Linked DNA regions of Mus musculus: region 2 is linked to region 1. The links are chromatin loops, found by intact Hi-C in ENCODE. Cell type or tissue: heart. All regions are shown on one strand. Each heading gives the region's core, and the rest is flanking DNA. Links, peaks and the distances in the headings are about the cores only.

Region 1 (9,252 bases), core at 442-8,441:
TGTGAAATGCATGCTCATATTACATTTCTTCTTTCAAACACCTATTATTAGGTTTCAGTTGTTATGGCTGTATATACCTAGCTAACATTTAAAATATTCACTTTTCCATACCAGGCTGTTTTGTCATCTTTCAGCTTGTCCTGTAAAGTTCTCTACCACATATGTCACAGCTGGGATGCACTATGTGGCAGATGATCATATCTTAAATCAGGTGGCAATAAATATACCACTTAAGATATAAATGTCATAGAAACAACAATATGAACTAACCAGTACCCCCCAGAGCTCCCTGGGACTAAACCACCAACCAAAGAAAACACATGGTGGGACTCATGGCTCCAGCTGCATATGTAGCAGAGGATGGCCTAGTCGGTCATCAATGGGAGGAGAGGACCTTGGTCCTGTGAAGGCTCTATGTCCCAGTATAGGGGGATGCTGGGGCCAGGAAGCAGGTGTGGGTGGGCTGGTGAGCAGGGGGAGGGGGAAGGGGGAGGAGATTTTCAGAGGGGAAACCAAGAAAGGGGATAACATTTGAAATGTAAATAAAGAAAATATCTAATTAAAAAAAAAAAAGAAAAAGAAGATATAAATGTTATAACTTCCCCTTAAAGGTCCTAAACTGGGAGAGTGAGTGGTCAGGCTATGATTTTGACTGCTGTTGCCCATGTGCCTTCCTTAGATGCAATTAAGTTGTAGTCTTCCTGCCGTATCCATGCCAATCTCAACGGAAGCACTCCAAAGTATGAAAATGGGGCTCTGAATTCAGCATGTGGGAACACGCCCACGGAACAGTGCCTCAGGGATCTCAAATTATAGTGGCTCCCCCTTTGCAATATTCTCAAATTGCTGCTCTGGCAGACAGCCATGCTGGCTAAGAAGTAAAAGCACACTTGTTTCAAAATAAGAATGTTAGCAAGCTATCAGGTTCTGTGGTAGTGACTTGCAATTCATATGGAAATAAATAATGTATCTTAAAAATGTATCCCCAAGCCCTCCCAAAAGGAAATAAGAGTACAAATTTAAATACATAAGGCCTTAACCTTAATAGGGTTTGGGCATATAAAAGTTAATTTGAATTTTGATACACATACAGAGGGAGCAGATACGCCGTAAAGCACACTGCTCGAGAGGGCTCAGTGAAAGCTCATCTGTCCCTTCCTCTTTTGTGATTAAGGAGAAGGCTTCAATTTCCTGGACCATAAGTCCAGCATGATATCTGCAGTGCAGTGTGTACGTGAGTGTGCGCCTGCATGTCCATGCTTCTCCACTTGATACTTCACTGTGCTTAGACTGGGTGATTAATAATTGACTGTAGACTAATAAAATGGATAATTTGCTAGCTTTCAGACATTGGAATTCTGTAGGGTTGTTTTGTCCTATTCTCTCTCTCTCTCTCTCTCTCTCTCTCTCTCTCTCTCTCTCTCTCCTCTCTCTCTCTCTCTCTCAGTGTGGACACTGTCTAAAGGTTCACAGACTAATATGCTTAGACTCTAAATCTTTATTCTGTTAATGTCTTTGTACCTTGTTTGTCAAATAAATGTGACATCTGCAGGGAGCTTCCATAAATCACTGAGAGAAGAAGCCACTAATTATAGTCAGAAGAGGTACCCGTCTCTCTTTTATGTCACGTGACTTCTCACAGAGTTAGAAGCCTTGCCTTTCAAGTTGAATGAAACAGAAATATTTTCAGTGGTTCACTATCATTCTCTTTCATAATGAACAGGGAATGCTTTAGAATAATTCAATTTCACGACTTCTCTAGACACTAGCCCTTAGCTCGTTACTCTTCTTTACATAACCTGGTAACATTGTAGTAATTAAAAAACCAATAGCAACCCCATTGATCCAAATAGTAGAACAATGTAAACAAGAACATCAAACACTGACATGTTCTCTCTCCCTTCCCTTCAATAGCTGACAAAGTATGGTGTGAAGTGGTGGATCGGACTTGAAGAAGGAGGAGCCAGAGATCAAATTCAGTACGGACCGACACTAATCCATGTTTAACGTTATTTGACAAGTTGTGTGTGCCAAATGATCAGGCTGGGTTTTGATAATCGATTCGCTGAATGGCCTTCACCTGTTATCCTTAACTTACAAATTTTCATTCGTCTAACAATAGGCATGAGTGCTTTTCAGTTCAGTACCAATGAAACCATCATCAAACTATCCGACAAACATATCAATTTCCTGTGCAGGCTTCTGCCTGTCCTATTTTGTGTGTATGTGAGAGAGAAAGAGAGAGAGAGATAAAAACACAGTATAAAGTTAAATTTAGAAAACTTTGTGAGTACAGTGCAGTACACTTAACCAAATTGAATAAACTGTTATCCTTCAAGTCTATACCCCAGAACTACAAGGATAGATGCAGATACTGAACATGCAAAATGAGACCTTAATGATTTGGTTTGGTTTGGTTTGGTTTGGTTTGGTTTGGTTTGGTTTGGTTTGGTTTGGTTTGGTTTGGTTTGGTTTGGTTTGGTTTGGTTTGGTTTTTTCCTGAGGCTGGAGGGATGGCTCAGTGCTTAAGAGCACTCGCTTCTCTTTCAGAATTTCGTTCTCAGCACCCACACTGCACAGCTCCCAATCACCTGTAACTCCAGCTCAAGGAGATCTGATGCCCCCTTCTGGACTCCACAGGCATCTACACACATGCAGCACAAATACTCACAAACGCAGTGATAACAACACTTACATGGAAAAATAAATCTCTGTAAACTTTCCTACAGGTGGAGTAACGGGTCGCCCGTGATATTCCAGAACTGGGACAAAGGAAGAGAAGAAAGAGTGGATAGCCAGAGAAAGCGATGTGTCTTCATATCTTCCATAACAGGTCACTGTTCCTTTTGATGTTTGGGTTTATACTGCAACCACCTCTAGAGGTTACCAGTCTCCTCCATGCGGTTATTTTTGTTTTCTGTTGATCTTGTACAGTCTCACAAGTTGTCAGGTGTCTGGATGACTGCTCATACTATGAAATTCATGTACTCACATGCCTGTAAACTTACAGATAGGTAAGTCCTCAAGAGCCAACAGAACCCGAAGGGAGCCTACGGACACTGTTACAGACACGCACCTCTGGTCCAGAGGCTAAGACCTGGTTTCCTGGCACCCATGTGGTGGCTCCCAACTATCTGTAACTCCAGTTCCAGAGATCAAATGTCTTCTTCTGACCTCCTCTGGGATCAGGCACACACGTGGTCCACATACATCCATTCAAAGCAATAAAAATAAGTATTTTTGGTAAAGACAAGTATGCATTTCCCTATCAAATATATAAAAAAAAATGTTTCTTGTACCCACCCAAAACAATTAAGAGTTAACTAATTTGGACAGATACAGTGGGGAAAAAACGTGCCTTGTAGATGCTATTCTCTGTGAGACTTCAGTGGGGAGCTATTTCTTCATACATCTCTATTTTCCTGTTTGTACACTGACTGACACTTTAACCTCTGGGACATTTACTTCCATCTTCCCTCACATTAAAAAGAAGAAGAAGAAGAATACCCTACATTTAGGGCTAGAGAGATGACTCAGCAGTTAAGGTACCCAGGTTCAAGTCCCAGCACCCTCATGGAAGCTCACAACTGTCTGTAACTCCAGTTCCAGGGGATCTGGTACCCTCCTCATGCAGACATACATGCAGGCAAACACCAGTGCACATAAAAATAAACAGTCTTTAAATAAAACACCTATGCCCGGGTCACTGTCCCACCATCCTCACCATCTCTGGCTCTGATGAATGCACATCTTAGAAGAAAACCTGTCTGCAAATTGGATCCCATGGTACAGTGAAGCTAGAGACTGGCTTCTGTATGTTCTAAGAACAATGCTATCTAGGCTGAATCAAGCCATATTTTAAGGGGAAAAGGTAGAGGGAGGGAGAGAGAAAGAAAAGTAATAAGGAGAAAAACATATTCATAACTAACTTGGTCAGAAAAGAAATGAAGAGGAAATCCTCTGTGGGCGAGCAGAGTTAGGAGAAAGCTGTAGTTAATCTGCTGGCTTTACCAGCAGGTGTCACAACAGCCTGTGGAAAGGGCTATTTGCAAGAAGAGCTGAGCATTCCAGTGACAATCACAGCCCAGCCCCACCTTAGAAGCCCCAGTTTTTACTCCTGTTCTGATACAAGAAGCTTAGCCTGCCTTGCACCTCGGCTTCTACTCAGGCAATTGCTTACGTGCCCTGACACCTCTCCTCTGGAACTGTAGCCCTCCTAAGTTAAAAGATAGTTTGCAGGGGGCTGGGAAGCTGGGGCTCTATCTTACAGAAGACAGGCTCCTATGGGAGCCGGTCTCAGTTAAGGGTCAAGACTGAGAAATCTTCCTTTGTGAGGAGTTCCTGACTTGACCTTTCTGTATTAGTATGTACTCGGAAGATCTTTTATCCGAGTAAGATAAGACATGTTTTGGAGTTTTCAGGTTGGGGATGCTAAGATGGACTTTGCCAGTTTTAGAAATTAGATTGGGTATATCCAACCTGCATTTTCTGAAGATATTTTATAAAGTTTAGAGATGTTTTACAATCTTTACAAAGGACAATCTTAGAATCATTTCCCCTGTATACTGAAGCTGGATACTTAAAAACTATGAAATCTTATTTCGTGCCCCAAGTCAATTATCCGTAGGACTTTAAATTAATGCTGTTTCAGTTTTAGCGTTTGTTTACTTTAGTCAAAAGTTCTTATATTCTTACATTGTAATTACTCAGGTCTCACCTTGCCCAGGTCAGTGTCACTAGAAATCTCTGTAATTAGTAGTTTGGTTCAGTTTCCAGACTTCAAAAAAGAAAAAATGAAAAATCAGAGCAGCCATGAAAAGCAACCCATAAGAACTTGGGTGGAGTCTTCCTTGTTCCTGAGACTTTCTGACCTGTCTCCTCCTGCAGGGCTCTGGGGGACTGAGAACTGCTCTGTTCCTTTGCCCAGCATCTGTAAGCGAGTGAAGATATGGGTCATCGAGAAGGAGAAGCCGCCGACACAGCCTGGGACATGCCCCAAGGGGTGGCTGTATTTTAACTATAAGGTAAATTTCTTCTTGTGAAGTCATCTTTGTCTCTCTTTGTTGAACTTCAATTGAAAAGTTATTAAAAGTGAGGGTAGGGTTTTTTGGTTTTTGGTTTTGGGTTTTGTTTTGTTTTGTTTTTTTAAGCACCAGTTTTCTGAGGGACCTGAGATGTCACTATCACATCCTAATGGTTTTAGAAGCTTTTCCTTTAGGCAAAAAAAAAAAAAAGGTTTTGTGTAAGGCAGCCATGCCTCCATACCTCATCTGTAGAGGCAGTTTTAGTGACCATCTTTCGAGTCACAGGATATGATGTGTGTGCGTGTCTGCAGTGCATGGGTGTGTACACATGTGTGTCTGCATGCCAGCTTATCTAGATCCTGCCTACAAATAAACTATACATGTACAGGCCCAGGCTCTATCCCCTCATCTTCACTGCCCAGAACCAGCAGGCCTCCACCTACCTGTAAACTGATGAACTAATGATGTAATTTGGTCAGGGTCATCTTGAGCCTCATAAAACTGACACTTGGTGCAGAATTCCATTTAAGAGAAAAGGCTTGCCAGCAGGGACACTGCCATCCAGGTTTATGATTTCCGATGCTGCCTTCAATTAAGGCGGAGGTTTTTTCCTCCACTCCTTCTGTTTTGTAATAAAATAACTTTATAGGCCTTGGCTGGGAGTGATTTAAGTAAATCCCAAACTGGGATAGTTTAACTCTTAGAGGATTAAGAAATGAGATGGTGTCATAATTGCGTACACTAACATGAAATTGCTCTTTGATTGTGGATGGCCAGTTTTGAGTCTAAGTGGTCACACTGGCTGGCGTTTTCTTCAGCATCTTAATGTCACTGTTAACTGAGGCAATGAAGTCACCTGAATTCTGTACATATATAGGTAGTGATGTATGGCTAACTGAATTTTGGTGAAATACATGCACCATAGGATTTTCTGCCTTAATCATTTTCAGTGTGTGGTTTGCAGGTGCTCAGTATCATTGTGTTGTACAGTGCATCTCTGGGTCCTTTTTCTTCTTGCAGAACCAAAACTCTGCATTCATTAAATAATAACAACACCCTATTCTTCTTTCCCATCACACTGACTCCTGAAGAAATGGCTCCACTGTTTTATTTCATGCCTCTCTGAGACAGGCTGTATATGCCTCCTGTACATGAAATCATGAAGTATATTTATTCTTTGATGACTGGCTCACTTCATTCAGTATGGTGTCATTAAGTCTTGACAATGTTATAACATGTAACAGGATTTTCCCCTTTTTAAGGCTGGGTAATATTCTATAGCATATGTGTTGCTAAAATTCTTTCCCAGGGTGTAATATAAACTATATCTACCCCTATTCCTAAGGTTCCCAAAGACACACACACACACACACACACACACACACACCAGCTTCATTTCCCTGTTTAAAAGTTGTATTATTCTACAAAAGTCACTGAAGAACCACTTGGTTTCCTTACAGAGTGTAGGTGAAGGGTTGCTTATGGGAAAGTCTTTACCTAGCAGAGACAATGACATAGCCACATGGTTGGGACCATCTTCCCCTACCTAGTCTTTCCCTAGCCCCTCCCCCAGGCCACATGCAGTTAGGGCAGAGTTGTATACAATAGGTGTCTGAAGCGGCTGGATGAACTCATAGCTGGATGAGAGTCTTCTGACCCCTCTCCTCCCAATGAGAATAAACAGTCAACAGACCCAGCTAGGATCATCTTTTGCAAGGGGCACAGTTGCACTGAAGATGGCAGCTGTCTCACTCAGAAGATAGTCCTATACGATACGTGACCCCTTGCCCACCCATCTATCTGTCTATCACGAAGACCTAGTGTTGTTCTCACTTGGATGATTTTACTAGGCAGTTTCGTAAACATTTCTCATTTAACTCAAATTTTAAGATATACAAAATTATTATTCCTATTTTTACATAGAAGTTGGAGGCAGAAGCCATGTAAAACAGCAGATACAGTAGCACACATGTATCTAATCCCAGCAGATGCTTCTACCTGGGAGGTTAAGGCAGGGATCACCAGAAACTCATGGGCCAGTTTGTTTACATGGCAGAGAACAGGAGAGACCCTGTCTCAAACAGGATGGAAAGCAAGGAGTGAAACCCAAGGTGGTCCTCTGATAAGACATGTGCATGGCTCTTCTACAATAACACACAGGAACACACACACACACATACCATTTCCCTGTTTTAAAAGTTGTATTGGATTTATTTTTCAAAGAATTGTTATTATTAAAATATCAACACAACCCAAAGCAATCTACAGAGCCAATCCAATCTTCATCAAGATTCTGCTGGTATTTTCCACAGAAATAAAAAAAAAAAAAAAGAAGAAGAAGAATGCTACAATATGCATCAGTGCACACATTTCCACATCCCAGTTTTCGTTCCCTTTGGAGATAAACCTAGAAGCACAACTGCTAAGTTATAGGATGCTCTTGTTTAGCTATTTGAGAAACTGACAAATGGGTTTTCCCAACACATAAACAACTTATAATTGCATATATAAGAGGAAGTTTCGTTCATATACTTTTGGAGAGGGAGATGTTTAATTAAATCTTTGTCCATGTTTTAATTAAGTCATTTGGTTTTTTTAATGTTGAATTATAGAAATTCTTTCTAGTGTTATGTGTAATGAATTCCTATCAGGTAAATGATCTTTACCTCTAATGATTATAATTATGTTCTCCTTTATAATTATAATGTCCTCTGCTGCATGCATCTCTATAATTTTGATAAAGCCCAATGTATCGACTTTTTCCTCTCTTGCTTGTGCTTTTGGTCTGACACCTAAGAACGCAGCCTCAAGTCACATGTCACAAATACTTTCCCCCACGTCATCTTCTACATGATTTTGGCTCAGATTTGGATTCAAATTGACTTTTATTTCAATCACATGGCTGTTAGTTTCCTAAGGCTGTTAGAACAAGGACATTCTAGAATTGGTTGTTATAGACAGATACAAACAACTGCCTCTCTCGTCTCAAATTTTTACTTTAAAACAGAATCAAAAGGCAAGTGGTTGTATCTTGAACTTACATCAGGGAGTTGGAAGGAGTAGACAGAGAAACAGAGACTAAGGTGCCCTAATCCTTTATGAGGACACACCTCAATTTCTAAGGCTTTTCCTTAGATTTCACCTCTAAAATGTCCATCTTCCCTCCCAGTGTGGGCACCTGTAGAGAATGTCTTTAGATGAGGGTCTTGCTAAGGACTGAGTAACTTTAGTAAAGTTCCATTCATAAGTGAGGCAGGTTAAGAAACCATAGGGGCTGCAGAGATGGCTCGGCTGTAAGGAGTTTGTGCTACCCTGCAGACGACCCAAGTTCGGTTCCCAGCACCAACATGGGGCAGTTCACAGCTACATTAAACTCTAGCTCGAGGGATCTGACACCCTCTTTTGACCTCCTCAGGCACTTGAACTAACCTAGACATATTTTTAAAAAAATAAATCTTTAAAAAGGAAGAATCACAATAACCAATAATAAAATAAAATGCTGTCCTAAAACAAAATTAAGGGAACGCCTGCTCCCTGTTCCTCCCTCTCTCTCTCTCTCTCTCTCTCTCTCTCTCTCTCTCTCTCTCTCTCTCTCTCTCTCTCTCTCTCTCTCTCCCACGCACAGACCATAGCGTTGTTGTCATTGCTCTGCACTTTCTCCTCTGTGGGTATTTGAAACTGATAAAGTGGAAACTACGGCTAAAGGGAACAGTATTCATGGGTTAACCAGATACTCTAGAAGCTGGCGAAGAAAGGACTGTTGCTGAGAGAAGCAGCAAGCACCATTGGGCCATTTCCCCCATTAACTCTTAAAGCTATAGAAAAGAAAGTGGGGGATACATTCTGAACAAATCTCAATGCATTATGGGCCATTAAATCTTCTTGCTGGTTGGTGAACTCTTTCAAGGGCTAATTTTTATTACTTTAAAAAAACTCGGCTGACAAGTCAATCACCTTCTAAGAATTTTATAAAAACGAGGTATCTGCAAGCTAGGCGTCCCTTTCCCGTGTCTCATAAATCTTCTCCATGTTTGATGATACAGCTTAATGAGGTATGCGAAGCCTGACACTGTGTCACCCTAGGAAGGGTTAGTCAACAGAGCCAAGAGGGAGCTCCTCTTTATCATTTTTCCTTCTCTTTTTCTCATCTCCTCTCCTACCTCTGTATAGGGTGTGTGTGTGTGTGTGTGTGTGTGTGTGTGTGTGTGTGTGTGTGTGTGTGTGTGTG
Region 2 (9,252 bases), core at 648-8,647, 1.0 Mb before region 1:
CTCATTCCTCCCGGGTCCACCCCCACCCCCACCATTGTTCCCTCTGCCAAAAAAAGAAGAAAAAAAAGTACCAACTCCAATTTGTGATGCCCATATACTAACTGGAATATAGTTAAGCACCCAGAAGGCAACCCCTTAAACATAACTGAGCCCTTCCCCACCCCCAGACCCCACCCTCTTCCAGAAGCCATCAACTGTGAAAAGCTGCACTTCAGTATCTTTATCAAAAATTTTAAGGGCTCTTTTCAATGGCTTCACATCTAGACTATTTTTCTAAAACCCCAGTGGAGCAGGAGGTTGTCATAGAATTCTTCAATGTCTCTCATCTCAATTATGAGTCTGCAGGCATCAATACCACTGCAAAAGAAATTTTCTTGCTCATAACAGCCGGGGGTAGCTCAGATCATGAACTTCCACATGGTTTCTGGTGGGCCAGATAGACACATGGCCTCCTGGAGCAGTTCAGAAAACAGACCTCAACATGGTCCCTGTGACAGAACAGACCACAGACCTTAACATGACTTTCTGGTGACAGCATGGACTATGGATGTCAACACAGTCTTCTGTGGCAGCCCTGACCATGGATGTCAACATAGGCTCTGGTGGCAGCACTGACCATGGACACTGACATTTGTTCCCAGCTCAGATTTTGAGACGAAGTCTTTCTATGTAGGTTCACTGGCCTGTAGCCCACTTATATAGATTGGGCTGGTTTCTTTTTATAAATTTATTTTCATTTTATGTTCATTAGTATTTTGCCTGCATGTATGTCTGTGTGAGGTGTCAGAAGCCCTGGAACAAGAGTTACAGATGGTTGTGAGCTGTCATGTGGATGCTGGGATTTGAACCCAGGTCCTCTGGAGGAGCCGTCAGAGCCTCTCACCACTGGGCCATCTCTGCAGCCACCCCAACCCCTCAGTTCCTTTGTGTGTGTTATCTATCAATGTTAATCATGTTGAAAGTTAGAAAAGAATGTTGAAACACTTAATACCTCACTTAAAAACTGTTAAATGTTATATTAGTTGAGTGTTACTTTTGGAAATAATTACTTTGGAAAATGAAAAATCGAATGGTAAAAGTAGCTTTCATTAAAAAAGAAATTCTGGAGCCTGGCATGGTGGCACACGCCTTTAATCCGAGCACTTGGGAGGCAGAGGCAGGCAGATTTCTGAGTTCGAGGCCAGCCTGGTCTACAAAGTGAGTTCCAGGACAGCCAAGGCTACACAGAGAAACCCTGTCTTGAAAAACAAAACAAAACAGAACAAACAAACAAACAAACAAAAAGCAACAAAGAAATTCTGCAAATCTCTAAAGTAGCTGGGTTTTTTACATCTGTTTCTGTATTTAATCTATATGGTGCTCTGATTGAAGCATGCAGAAAAACAATCTAGCCTCACACTGACATACAGCTAGAAAAAAAAACTAAGAGCACCACTTAATAGTCATTTCAGATAGCTCTCCCTTTCTTCTCTAAATTTACCAAAACTCAACGAGTGTCAGTTTCATAGAGATTGACTGCAGAGCAGTATCTGAAATCAAGCGAGAACTTTCTTTATGCGTTCATGCTAGAATGCGTAGGTTTGCATTGCCCTTTGGTGAGATTATTGACTCATGAGCGCCTTCAGTCACTGGCCGTTTGGAAAGCTGTTTGCTGAGTTCCATAGCTGTACATACAAGGGTGCTGTTGGGTTCACAGCGGTCAAGGCGAGGTTTTCAAGATTCTATTTCTGTCAAGAAAGCTCACATTGATTCATAGGCAGTAATCCTGTCAACTGTATTCTTTGACGTGCCAGGTTTAATTGGTTCGTATCTGAGAAAATTCCTGAACATACTATTAAGATATGTGACTGAATAACCATGATGTGTCCTTCATTCTTCTGTGGGAATAGAAATGATGTTTTGACAGAAAGGCAGCTAGTTTACTTTACAACTCACTTGTGCTCTTGCATCTCCTTGACACAACTTAGGCACCTGGAGACAGACACTGCAGAAGTGCTGGACACAGCATCCACCTTATGCCCTGGGATGTTAAAATGGCTATACCTAAAAGAGTAACATTAATACAATTATCAATTTGAGCTGTATCATCAAATATATGTGTGTGTATGTGTGTGTGTGTGTGTGTGTGTGTGTGAGTGTATATATGTGTGTGTGTATATAGCACTAAAAGATACAATATCAACTTGCACAGCTTGGCACCCCAAATCTTAGTTTTGCAACAACAACAAAAATGTTTAAGCCTTGTGGAAGTTCTACAAATGTCACGGAGCTTCTTCCCAGGTGGCCCGGAAGTCACACTGATAATTGCTAGCTACATATAGGATTCTCCAGCCCAATTGTGGGGTCTCATGGTCTTTTTAGTTCCCCTTTAGCTATGTTCAAGCATCTGACCCTGGGACCAACATTGGTTGGTTCCTTATAATTTGATGCAGTACCAGGACCCTGGAAAGCTGCTCTCTAGGCCTTTGTGACAAGCATCATGGTTCAGTCTCTGCTTCCCCTTAGTTTGAGAAGCTGCTAATGATAAAAGAGTCATTTCAAAGCTCAGATCAGCAGCTGGGTAGATGGCTTATTTTCTTTAACTACATAATTCCCCTACTTGGGGACTTCCATCCTTTACCAACAGTCTAGATCTGAAAACAAACCCTCTACCTTCTATCACAGTCCACAGTCCACTTCAGCAAAAATTTTATCTTTTGAATTCACAAAGAACAGCTCTAATGCTTCTTTGTTTGTTTGTTTGTTTGTTTGGTTGGTTGGTTTTTCGAGACAGGGTTTCTCTGTGTAGCCCTGGCTGTCCTGGAACTCACTCTGCAGACCAGGCTGGCCTTGAACTCAGAAATCTGCCTGCCTCTGCCTCCCAAGTGCTGAGATTAAAGGCGTGTACCACCACCGCCTGGCAGCTCTAATGCTTTTTAAACAATAATTGTTTAAAACTCTTGTCATATAAGTGCCACCTGCTGATTGTGTCACTCAGTATTCTTATTTACCTTTCCCCACCAGTCAGTCAAACATCCTGGACACCTCAGTTCACAAAACAACAAAGCAAAAGGAGGAGAGACAGACTTGGGCTGAAGTTTTTGCAGGCACTTACAAACTTCTTCTTTAACCAAGTTTTCACCCACTTCAATCTTGTCATCTATAAAACGGGGATAATTTTTCTTTCCTCCTAATTTGCCTCTGAGGCTAGGGACTTAATGAGAAAAAAAACCGTCTTAAGGAACAAACTCAAGGCTGGATGTGGTTTACAAGTGTGGATTAGAGACAGGATTCCCTAACTTTATATTCCTAGGTCATTAGCTATTATGGAGGCAAAGATAGGTTAGGAAGCGATCAGAGACACATGACATCCCATAATACCCAGATGAGGAATGGGAAAGTACTTATGCCCGTTGGTCTCAGCAAGGCACACGGGCAAGCCCAACACCAGGGCAGGAAAGGGTGTTATTTCATCAAAAAAAAAAAAAAAAAAAAAAAAAAGTCAGTATCACTGAGTCATCATTTATCTATCCTCATACACTGCTTCTTATAGGCATCCTAAAAATAGAAAAATATTAATATCCCCTTGCGGTGAGTTATTAAAAAAAGAAGAAGAAGGCAGATTATGTATTCTAGAAAGGTCTTCACATCCCGGAAGCAAGGATTCTTAGTAGTGGCTATTCATTCTGAGTGTCAGCAATGGACTAAAACCCAAGGCAAATCAAATCCAAAATAAAACAATTTCCCCCAGTTTAATGACTGAAGGAGAAAAGTATTGCCAATATTTGCCCAGGCACAAAATTGCCAGCCCCTGAATGAACTTGGTGGGTAGTCACGGAGTATCTTTCCTGAGCACCGCAGGATAGTCAGTGCACCGGCAGGGGGCGCTTGCTGGCTTGTTGCTTCTAACCTGTTCTCAGCAGTGCTTCTCTGAAGGCCCCTCCTCCTCCGGATCTATCAATGCCTCTGTGTAAGTAGAGAAATTTCACCTTCATAACTTATTCATGGTTAGAAAGAAAGAACAACCTTGGGGAGACTCTCTGGGGAGAGGCCTGGCCTGTCTTCCACTCTCTAGGGATAGCCCTCATTCAGTCTTGTCTGGGATCGATGGAGCAGGTTCCTTTAATTTAGAACACTCGAACCGAGGCAAGATGCTGACCTTTCTGTGTGCATCTTAAAGTGGGAGCAACACAGAGTCCTCAGGAATTGCAAGGGCAAGATATGGAACGACGTTGATGGGAAAGAGCTTTGGTTTGAGCCTGATGGCTAGTAACAGGCAGTGGGTTGGAGGGATGATGATGAGGGTGAGCCAGATCGCATTATTTCTGAAGTAAGTGTCCCAATGTCTGACAGTAACTGTTGTTTCATAGAACAACAACAACAAAAGCCCTCAGCTATCTATAAAGTGGATAATACTTAATAAAATACATAAGTAGTTGAAACTAAGAGAAACATTCTTCTAGAGAAGTTCAGAAGCCACAATACAGTCATGAAACAAAATGAAGAACACTCTTTGATTCTAATCTTGGATGGCATCTATACCAATGAAATACCAGAAAATGAGAACACGGGTCCAACGCCCAGCTGATGCAGCACTTGTCAGTCATCCATCTCATCCCCTGATGTTCAGAGTGAACGTTCAGACAATCATTCAGACTGAGGATGCCTTCGGCTGAAGTGTTCCTGGAAAGGAGTGTCATGGACACACTCATCAAAGATGGATAAATTTGCTACTGCTATCAAGTTGCTGAATATTAACTTATAATTTATGGGCTGTATTAATTATGGGAAATTTCACATCTGCAACAATACAACCCATAAGCAACATTTAGCTTAACATTTAAGAGTCTCGTCTAAAACAAATAATTCTATAGTAGTAGCAATAATGTCTAGACTTGGGACTTTCCACGTAAGGAGCATGCAAAATGCCTCTACAAAATTTAACCCCCTATAAAGACAAATCTTTAGCTTCTGTAGAAAGTAGAGGCTAGGGAGCCTGAAGCACATAGCATGCTTGCGTTGTGCAGATACATCGAATCACACAATAGGCAGGTGTAATAAGCAGAAACAGATGCGGCTCCCTAGTGCAGCCCTTAGCAGCTTTCACTCCCAGAGGTATTTTTATTGGCATACAAAAGAATGAGCGTTGAGGGTATGTTTTTAAGACAATTTTGAATTATCAAGGAAAAATTTCACAGAACGCCCAGAAAACAGGTCGAAGATCGAATTACACGAGGGTCCACCACCCTCCTCTGAAGGACATTTCTTCTTTGTTGAGAAGGCTCTGCAGAGCTCTTTGCGGGGAATTTGCAGGTTGACTGCGGAGCTGAAAAGTTTCACTAGGGGGCAGCCTATCACCGAACTGTGAGCTGATTCTGCATCTGATTTCAATAAGAAACTGGCCCAGGGACTCGCACATTCTCGGCACAGCTTCTAAAGGAAAATTGATGCGTCTATAAAATGCCGAATCAGCATAGTCACAGGAGGTGAGCAAAGGAAGGGAAAAGTCTTGCATAACATTAAGAGCCCCGCAGAAATCAGTGGTTAGGCATACAAATGCGGTGTGCTTTGAGCACACAAATCTCATGATGTGGATGTGCCTGTATGTAGACCAGGGGACATTAAAAAGAGCCGTAGTTTTGCTTTTAACACATGCACACGCAGTTAAAGGCACACGATCCAATTCAACATTTTGTAATTTGGAAGGAACCAAAGGGAAGAGGAACTGATTAACTCTTCAGACCCCAGGTTTAAGCTGCGCCGAAAGCCATGGTCAGGTGGTTCTCCACTGCTGGGTGACTTCTGTTTGACCCTATACATCCTTTCGAATGCTTTTCCTCTTTGCCACTCTTTCTCATGCATTTTATATTCCTCAAGTGTTCTCACCTAACAAAACCAACAGTCTCAGCCCCGATGAGAGTCATGACTATTTTTGTAACCGGGCTCAGAATGGTCTCAGAACACTGCGCCGAGGCAATATTAGTAATGTGATATCTGGAAGCCGTGTGAGCAGCCGGGCTGTCTGCTCTCATTGTGTCCGTGATTGTAAAAGGCAGCTGTGAGCTCTGGCATCCCTGAGTGACTGGTGTGACCTTGTGTGGTCTGGGAACCAGCTGAGGGTGGCCTGGCATGCTGTCACCGGAGACCTGCAGGCAACACAAGGTGGTAATGGAGGACTGTGTAGAAACTTAGGAGCTGTGCCCAGAATCCTGCTTACCTTGTGCATGGAGCTTTAAAATGACAAAGGAAGTTACTAGATTAGACATGGCGTCCACACAAGCTCAGGCCTGAAAAAAAAAAAAAAAAAAAAAAACACTTATCCAGCAAGGTCAAAACTAGAACTGAGACAGTAGAGAGTATTTTTGGATTCTAGTTCCACCTCTTGCTACGAGAATGGGCAAGTTATTTGCCCCTTTTTTTGTTTTAGGCTCCTCTTCAATAAAAGGATGCTTAGAATAGCTCCTGCGTGCAGGGCTACTATTGTTATTTCTTGTGATAGAGATGAGAGAAGTGGACTTATGGGAAGGCTGTTTCTTCATTTGTAACATGGAGATAATAGAATCTGCTCTCTAGACTTGTTGGAAGAGTTGCTGAGCTCTTGTGAAGTGCTTACAGTGGTATCTGATAACTATTGATTGCCCGATAACTAGTATATCTGATGCTCCTCAAAGCTGAAGTGGGGATGGTGCTGTCCATTCCAGAGGGTTCCAGGGCTCCTGGAAGGAATGAATAGGTTCAATGTATTGCATTCATCCAGGGTGTTCAGCCAACGATGCCGATTCATTTTAGTACTTGGCATGAGAATTCTCTTGCTTATTTTACCTGGTATCTATGTATGTACTCACCCTAGAAAGACACCTGAGTTCTGAAGTGGAAACCTAGAGAACTCAGTCAGTCCTCAGCAGCAGATCCCCTCTCCTGTGTTCTGGAGCCTCTGGTAACCTAAGAAAAAGTGTGTGCCCATCCGCCATTTTTCACACACAATCTGGAGCCTTTCCATGTGTCGTGACGCCCACTAGGGTTTCCTGGAAACCTGTAAGGGCTGGGAAAAGAAGCCCTGCAATGTAAAGAAGAATATCTTAATCCAGATTTGGGCATCACAAATGGGGATAAGAAGATGTTTCTGAAATTGGCACAATATCTATGGTTCCCAGACTTGTGGCAGGAGTCCCATCACCTGGAATAGCCCATAAAACCAAGCTTCTCAGGCAATCCCAGCAGCTGTCGTAAGATTGTCAGTTCTAAAGTTTCAGTATATGCCCTGCCCCAAATTTTGCATGCTGGGAAGAGTTCCCAGTGTATTAGTGTTGAGTAATGGTACCTTTAAAAGATGAAGGCTCTGCCCTCATGGGGATTAATGCTGATTTTGGAGCAGGTTCATGTTATAAAAAGAAATTCAGCTCTCTCTCACTCTTTCCCCCTTACCTCCTCCTGCTTCTTTACCTCCCTCCCCACCCCTTACCTCCTCTCACCTCCCACCCTGGGCAAGGGTGTATCTCATGGTCTCTCATATTAGACTTTTCAGCTTCTGGAATTGAGTGAAGAAATCACCTTTGTCTAACCTTTCTGTTCTCTCTAGGCCCTTGCCTGATTGACTGGTGCCTGTAATCATGGTCACTTCATTGGGTCCCTGTATTAGTCAGAGTTCTCTAGAGTCACAGAACTTATGGGTAGTCTCTATATAATAAAGGAATTTGTTGATGACTTACAGTCTATAGTCCAACTCCCAACAATGGTCAACAGCAGCTGTGAATGGAAGTCCAAGGATCTAGTAGTTGCTCAGTCCCACAAGGCAAGCAGGCAAAGGAGAGAGAGAGGGGGGGAGAGGGAGAGGGAGAGGGAGAGGAGACTATCTTCCTTCTTCCAATGTCCTTATGTAGGTCTCCAGCAGAAGGTGTAGCCCAGATTAAAGGTGTGTGCCACCACACCTTTAATGCCAGAAGACCTTGAACTCAGAGATCTCCCCTTGTCTTAATCTTCTGAAATTCACAGCCATTATGCCTCAAGATTTCCATGCCAAGATCCAGGTCAGAAACTTGTATGTCCCAGCCTCCAGATTAGGATCACTGGTAAGCCTTCTAACGCTGGTTTATAATTCATTCCAGATATAGTCAAGTTGACAACCAGGACTAGCCACTACAATTCCTCACCCGCCTCCTCTGGTCGCCCTCACAGACACCAGGAAGGACCACTTCAGCATTTCTCAAGGTGAGCCAGCTCCCAAAAGTAACCACCCGAGTGGGGCTTTGGAGGTGATGAAACCCAGAAAACTGAATTTTGTCTTTGTTTTGGCTTTTAAAGAAATTGGTTTCTAAGAGGAGAGAGAGAGAGGTCTAGTTCATTTTGAAACTTGGCATAACTCTTATTTAACTGATACTTCTGAAAGCATGAGAACGAGGATATAAAAATGGTGGAGTACAATATTCCCACAGATAAGGTCGTCCTAAAAGATGCAAGCTACACTAATCGGCGCTTATATGGAAAGCTGCATCTTGACTTCTGTACTGATGTGGCTGTCTTCTTTAGCCCCAATGGTGTCAACATGTACTTTGCTATACACAGCTTCAGAGACTGACCTAACTGTGGTGATAAGAGAACGAGGAAAACAAAACAAACAAACAAACAAAATAAATAAATAAATAAAAATAAAAACAAAATAATAAAAATAAAGAGGAAAAAAAAAGAGAACGAGGAAAGGACAGACACACAGACAGAAGTGCTGGGGTGGGGTAAGCCATGTGCACTCTGATGTACCAGCAGCAGCAACCGGGAAATGCAGAAAGTTTATTTCATACCTCTGGGAAATTGCAGAAGTAGGTTTATTGGATGCAGGTTCAGTTAATCTTGGTAGGAGATCTCTGGAGGGAAGCAGGCTCAGGCTGCAACCATCCCGGAGGAAGCTGTGACTGAGAGGTCAATCATTTGTAAGCACTTGGATAAGACAGAGCCTTTGCCATGCCTCCATGCCTCACCAGGGAAAGGCTTTGCCACTCCCATGAGTCTGAAGCATTGAGGTCCTTGACATAGCTGTCCCCATATCAACAACACACACTCACTCAGAGTTTCCTCCAGTTCCCACAAACATACTGTGCGGTTTTGAACTTGGGCCATGTATTTAATTACTCCTCTAACCCATATTCTTTGGTTAAGATTTCTTTTCTCAGGCAGGTTGCAATCTCGAGATCAGTAACCACACTTGGCTACCTCTGTCTTTACCTCCACCCCTGGCTTAGGGTTCAATAAAGACTCTTTTTATATAGTCAATGACTTATT

The links. Peaks named below come from ENCODE experiments on the same cell type or tissue, not always from the same donor. Only the 100,000 strongest peaks of a DNase experiment are listed, where the experiment ranks them.
Region 2: a loop joins it to region 1, with 2.5 times the contacts of the local background. A loop is called at or near these places in 4 of 42 quality-filtered maps.

Annotation. Positions count from the first base shown.
Region 1 is chr2:60,436,858-60,446,109 of GRCm38, reverse strand. Pla2r1 (phospholipase A2 receptor 1) reads left to right here. Exons shown (of 30, transcript NM_008867.2): 18 at 1,915-1,979; 19 at 2,730-2,833; 20 at 4,888-5,024. Among named protein-coding and RNA genes, the nearest start is that of Gm13580, 30 kb to the right of the region's middle. In heart, for the core only: CTCF peaks have their summits at 2,629 (motif pointing left) and 4,009 (motif pointing right); no DNase peak of the experiment used is centred there.
Region 2 is chr2:61,450,720-61,459,971 of GRCm38, reverse strand. It overlaps Gm39835 (a long non-coding RNA gene), which reads left to right and starts at 7,902. Exons shown (of 3, transcript XR_866363.2): 1 at 7,902-8,006; 2 at 8,085-8,187. It overlaps Gm33753 (a long non-coding RNA gene), which reads right to left and starts at 7,030. Exons shown (of 4, transcript XR_374566.2): 1 at 6,825-7,030; 2 at 6,593-6,695; 3 at 6,197-6,266; 4 at 5,880-6,125. In heart, for the core only: CTCF peaks have their summits at 3,855 (motif pointing right) and 5,312 (motif pointing right); DNase peaks (open chromatin) are centred at 5,371 and 6,041; H3K4me3 peaks cover 803 bases; H3K27ac peaks cover 1,417 bases.